Linked DNA regions of Homo sapiens: region 1 is linked to region 2. A link is a contact called in ENCODE Hi-C data. All regions are on one chromosome and are shown on one strand. The core of a region is the stretch at or near the end of the contact, and the rest is flanking DNA. Distances in the headings are between cores, read along the strand shown. Region 1 overlaps CRTC1 (CREB regulated transcription coactivator 1). Region 2 has its middle 44 kb from the start of HOMER3.

The links. A loop is a pair of places that touch in the nucleus more often than their neighbours do. Pooled maps may share reads with other maps.
Region 1: a loop to region 2 is called in a map of K562, with 5 times the contacts of the local background. The contact joins two enhancer-like sites. A Hi-C loop is called at or near these places in 3 of 168 maps with a recorded cell type or tissue (K562, MCF 10A and mammary epithelial cell), 1 of 37 single-sample maps with no recorded cell type and 5 of 50 pooled maps.

The regions. Positions count from the first base shown.
Region 1 is chr19:18,767,803-18,770,502 of GRCh38, forward strand. CRTC1 (CREB regulated transcription coactivator 1) reads left to right here. Exons shown (of 14, transcript NM_015321.3): 10 at 683-991. Among named protein-coding and RNA genes, the nearest start is that of COMP, 22 kb to the right of the region's middle. RefSeq lists enhancers at 1-802, 803-1,679. Within about 2 kb of position 1,414, at least 2 of the 41 ENCODE cell types and tissues checked have a DNase peak (open chromatin) inside an H3K27ac peak, as active enhancers do.
Region 2 is chr19:18,984,124-18,986,823 of GRCh38, forward strand. No RefSeq gene overlaps it. Among named protein-coding and RNA genes, the nearest start is that of HOMER3, 44 kb to the left of the region's middle. Within about 2 kb of position 1,393, at least 6 of the 41 ENCODE cell types and tissues checked have a DNase peak (open chromatin) inside an H3K27ac peak, as active enhancers do.

The sequences.
Region 1 (2,700 bases), core at 164-2,663, 220 kb before region 2:
GCCGGGCATCCTGCTAAGTGGTTTTTGTTCCATAGCTCCTGGGCACGCTCAGCCTTTCTTAGAGGGCAGGGACCCCACCTTTCCCAAGGACTGTCAGCTTGGTAGCCCCTGGCTGTGAGTTTCCACACAGACAGTGAACGTCACACACTTCCCTCTTATTGATTTTCCTCTTTCCAGCTCTGCGAAGGCCTGAGCCAGCCCTTGGTGAGGGGCCATGCTGGTATCTCCAGCAACCCCAGCCTCTCCAGCATCCCCAGAGTGGGCAAGGCTTTGGGCGGGGGGGTTTGGGAAGGCAAGGCCAGTGGATCACTTGAGGTTTCCCCGCAGCACCCACAGGGGCTGGGAGCTGGCTGCTCACTGAGCCACCAGGGATGGCCATCCTGGGCTTGCCCTGCAGCTGGTGGACTGGCCTGAGCTGCACGGCATGTAGTGCGGGTGCAGGCACAACAAGCTGGAGGAGGTCAGGTCCTGCCCAGCTCCAGCTGACCCCCTTGGGGCCCTGCGTGAGGCCCACCCTCTCTAGCCTGGGCTCCCTCATCGTGAGGAGCACCCAGCCCAGGGGCTGCCTGTGATCACAGGGCCCTTCCACCTCGCCTGCTGAGCATGCCAGGCTATGGGGGCCCGAGGGGGCCAGGCGCTGACAACCAGGGCCCGCCCTGCCTGACGCTCTCCTCTCCTGCAGGCTGTAGCCATGGACGCCCTGTCTCTGGAGCAGCAGCTGCCCTACGCCTTCTTCACCCAGGCGGGCTCCCAGCAGCCACCGCCGCAGCCCCAGCCCCCGCCGCCTCCTCCACCCGCGTCCCAGCAGCCACCACCCCCGCCACCCCCACAGGCGCCCGTCCGCCTGCCCCCTGGTGGCCCCCTGTTGCCCAGCGCCAGCCTGACTCGTGGGCCACAGCCGCCCCCGCTTGCAGTCACGGTACCGTCCTCTCTCCCCCAGTCCCCCCCAGAGAACCCTGGCCAGCCATCGATGGGGATCGACATCGCCTCGGTAAGCCCAGGGTGGGGTCCCTCGGGGCCTGACTGGGGGTCTTGTAGAGGACAGCCCGGGGGCTGCAGAACAGTCGGGTTACCTGCTGCATGGGCCAGGGGTCAGAACCCCAGCGAACGCTGCCTGGGCCCACCTCTCCACGGGGCTACCCCTTGGAATCAAACTGAGACTGTCACTCCCTGTAGAGATGGAGAAACTGAGGCACGAGCAGGTGGCTGGCCCCAGATTCCACCCAAGGTGGGCCACCCCATGTTTAACTGCCGAGCACCCCTTCTTGGCCTCTCTGGCCCCTCCCACCTGAAGCCAGGCTTCCTAGGAGGCAAGAAGAGTACGGCGTTCTCAGGGCCAGGGCGCAGGCCGGGGGCCGGGGATGACGTGAGCTTATCAGAGAAGGAAAGACGAGGCCAGTCCAAGAGGCGGCAGCCCGTTGGGCACAGCGCCTGGGGCCCAGGGCTGGGGGCTGCAGCTCAGACCATTGGACTTTTCTGCCTAGGGCCGGCTCAGGCAGACAAAGGCTGGGCTTTAACCCTGTACCCACAAACCTTCCTGACTGTCCAGACCACCTGCTTGCTCCAGCGGCGCGGGCTGGGTGGCAAACAGCTGCATTGGGCCACATCCAGGGAAACAGGGACTTGTGTTCCGGGCACAATGAGTCCTCCCACTTGACCCCGACTGCCAGCCCCAGGCTAAATGTCCTCCAAACATTGTGTGCTCTGCAAAGAACAGCCGCCTGAGCTGGGTGGGGCAGGCAGGTGAGCCTGTGGGTAGACACCCATGTTCCCAAGCTGCTCTGACCTCACGGAGGGGACCACCCACGGCCCCTGGGTGGAAGAGTGCCCAAGTCCTTTCTTTGGTGGAAACACAGCAGGTCCTGGGGGAGGCTCCCAAGGTGGGGCCTCGCCTTGGAGCTGGGTGGTTCTTGGAGTCACAGGGTGTCTGGGCCAGGTGCAGGGACGGCCCTTCTAGGGCTCTTGGGTCAGGCTGTCCATGTCCAGCACCCTCACACAACAAAGACGGCTTCCTGCCCCCACTTCAAGGACTTCTAGCCTCCTGGGGTTGAGGGGGGACTCTTGAGTTTTTGCACAGACTCACCCAAATGAGAATCTCCCTCTGATCCCTTTGTCCTTTCCAACTCCAGGAAGGCCCAAGTCAGCCATCCCTAAGTAACAGTGCTGGCACCTCCATCACCCACGCAGGCGAGCTCACCGCCACCCCCCGCCCTACCCCACCCCGCCCCACCTGGACTCAAGCCCTACCCCAAACTGCCCAGAAGGCGCCACCAAGGACATGGGGGAGACAGCAATTATAGGCCCTGGACCGGTCAGGCTGGGCCTCATTCAGTGACTGGCTCAGACAGGTCAGGCAAGTTGTCTGCAGGCACACAGCATGGCTGGGCCGTGCTAGGACAAGAGAGTGGTCTGAATCCGGGGCCTGGCCTGGCCCGACCTGCCTCTGAAAGTTCTGGGTCATAGCAGTGAGATGCCCGGGCCTTTCGTCCCTCGAGCAGGTGGAGGAAGTGACTGCCCCTTGCAGGTCTCAGATGGCATAACCCAGGCAGGTTTGTCCTGCAGCAGGGCAGGGATAGTGACTGCGCCATGCTGGGAGCCTGGGCTACCAGCAAGATGGCCTTCACTCAGTCCCCACCCCCAGAGGTGGGCCAGACCTGCTGGGCTGCAGACTTAGGGGCTTAGAGAGCCAGGGGACCTGCC
Region 2 (2,700 bases), core at 143-2,642:
GAAACTGTCAAAGGCTCTAGAGTAGGCAGGTGGGACGTCCAAGCCAGAAAGGACAGGTTTGCTCTGGGTTCCTTGCAAGTGACCTCCATGGGGTTCGGGGCTGAGACGGAGCCTACAACGTTGTCTAAGGCCACATTTCAGACAACTGCCAGAGAATGGTTGTTTTACCAAATAGCTGGCCAGCACACGGGGTCTATGTCTCTGTGTCTTTTGGCTAGGTTATTCACACCCCACCCTCGTCAGCTGTCAGGGTTACCCTGGGGAATGTCAATTCCAGGCACTTCTGGTTCCAGTGGGCATTCAGGCAAAGGGTGCTCCAGCAGCCCAGGGTAGCCCTGATACCCTGCACAGGTGCCTGCCATTAAATGGGGCTGGAACCGAGGGGTATAGATGGAACAGTTCAGAATTGCTTTCATTCCTGCCCTGCCCTTCCAGACTGCTCTTTTAAAAGGTGTAAATCAGGCCAGGCATGGTGATACATGCCTGTAGTCCCAGCTACTCAGGAGGCTAAGGCTGGAGGATCATTTCAGCCCAGGAGGTCAAGGCTGCAGAGAGCTATGATCATGCCACTGTACTCCAGCCTGGGCTACAGAGTGAGATGCCGTCTTAAAAATAATAATGATAATGATGATAAATTTTTTGTTTGTTTTTGAGACAGAGTCTTACTCTGTCACTCAGGCTGGAGTGCAGTGACGCCATCCCGGCTCGCTGCAACCTCCACTTTCCGGGTTCAAGTGATCTTCTCGCCTCAGCCTCCCGAGTAGCTGGAACTATGTGTGTGTACCACCATGCCTGGCTAATTTTTGTATTTTTAGTACAAACGGAATTTTGCCGTCTTGCCCAGGCTGGTCTCAAACTCCTGACCTCAAGCGATCCGTCTGCCTTGGCCTCCCAAAGTGCTGGGATTACAAGCATGAGCCACCGCACCATGACAAAAGCCCCTCTCTACTAAAAAATACAAAAATTAGCTGGGCATGGTGGCGCGTGCCCATAGTCCCGGCTACTCAGGAGGCTGAGGTGGGAGGATTGCGTGAATCTTGGAGGTGGAGGTTGCAGTAAGCCGAGATGGCACCACTACACTCCAGCCTGGGCGACAGAGTAAGACCCTGTCTCAAAACGAAAACCAACAAATAAAAATGTGTGGTGAATGAATGAATGAATGAATGAGTGAACAGACAAGATGTAAAAAGCCGATCAGAGCCTCTGCCAAGGAGATGTCAGAGGGTTTTTCACAGCAGCCTTTGAACAATGGCCCTGGGAGGAAGCCAGGCTTATTTCCCCATTTGACACAGGAAGAAACTGTCTTGGTTCAAATCTGATCCTTTTTTCTCCTAAGACCACAGCTGCCTCCGAAACAAAGGCCGACAATTGCTGCCAGCAAGTGCTTTGCTGTTTTTACTTCCTCTAAACATTCTTCAGTGGATTTTCCTTTCAAACTGGTTGTAAGGAGGCACATGGCTGGGTGTTGGTGGGGGGTGGCACCCCTGCCCGGACCCCACACGCTTCCCTACCACGTGGCCGGTTTGGAGTAGACCCATCTTTGTGCTGAAACACAGCCCAACATTGCCATATACGGGGGGCTTGTCTACATTTTACAAGATTTTTACAAAAATGATGCTACACTTTGCAAATGGATTTATTTTTTTTGAGACAAGGTCATACTCTGTCACCCAGGCTGGAGTGCAGTGGTACAATCACAGCTCACTGCAGCCTTGACCTCCCGGGCTCAAGTGATCCTTCCTCCTCAGCCTCCCAAGTAGGTGGGACTACAGGCATGTGCCACCATGCCCGGCTAGGGTTTCTTTTTTTTTTAATAGAGATGGGGTCTTGTTACGTTGCCCAGGCTGGCCTTGAATTCCTGGCCTCAAGCAGTGCTCTTTCCTCTCCCTCCTAAAGTGCTGGGATTGCAGGTGTGAGCCACCACGCCCAGCTTGGAACATCTTTATTTTAAGATGAGCATGCTGGGGCCTCAGGGAGTGAAGTGAATTTTCCAAAGTCACTCGTTGTGACCAGGACACTGGAGTCAAGGCCCTTTCATCATGTCATGGGGTCTAGGTAAGGACTCAGGAAACTTCATTTATTTATTTATAGATAGAGTTTTGCTTTTGTAGCCCAGGCTGGAGTACAGTGGTGCGATCTCGGCTCACTGCAACCCCCGCCTCCTGGATTCACGCGATTCTCCTGCTTCGGCCTCCGGAATAGCTGGGATTACAGGCATGCACCACCACACCCAGCTAATTTTTGCATTTTTAGTAGAGACGAGGTTTCACCATGTTGGCCAGGCTGGTCTCGAACTCCTGACCTCAGGTGATCTGCCTGCCTCGGCCTCCCAAAGTGCTGGGATTACAGGCGTGAGCCACCACGCCTGGCCTTTGTTTTAAGGAGGAGGAGTCAGCCAATGGGATGCCTCAAGGACTGGGTCCACTGACACAGAACAATGGAAACAGATCAGCGATGTCTGAGTTCACAGCATGCGGGTGCTGCTCCTAAGAACCCTTCTGTAGATGCTACTGTTCTCCCCATTTGCAAATGAGGAAGCTGACACTCAGAGATGTGGATCACCCGCCCCAGGTTACACAGCACAGAGAGGACATGTTAGGACTGAGGATTCAAATTCTTAAGGTTTGCTTTCCTCCTGGCAAAAGCAAGTCATGAAGGCGTGGAAGCTGAAATCTCGAGGCTAACGCTCCCCTTTTCACA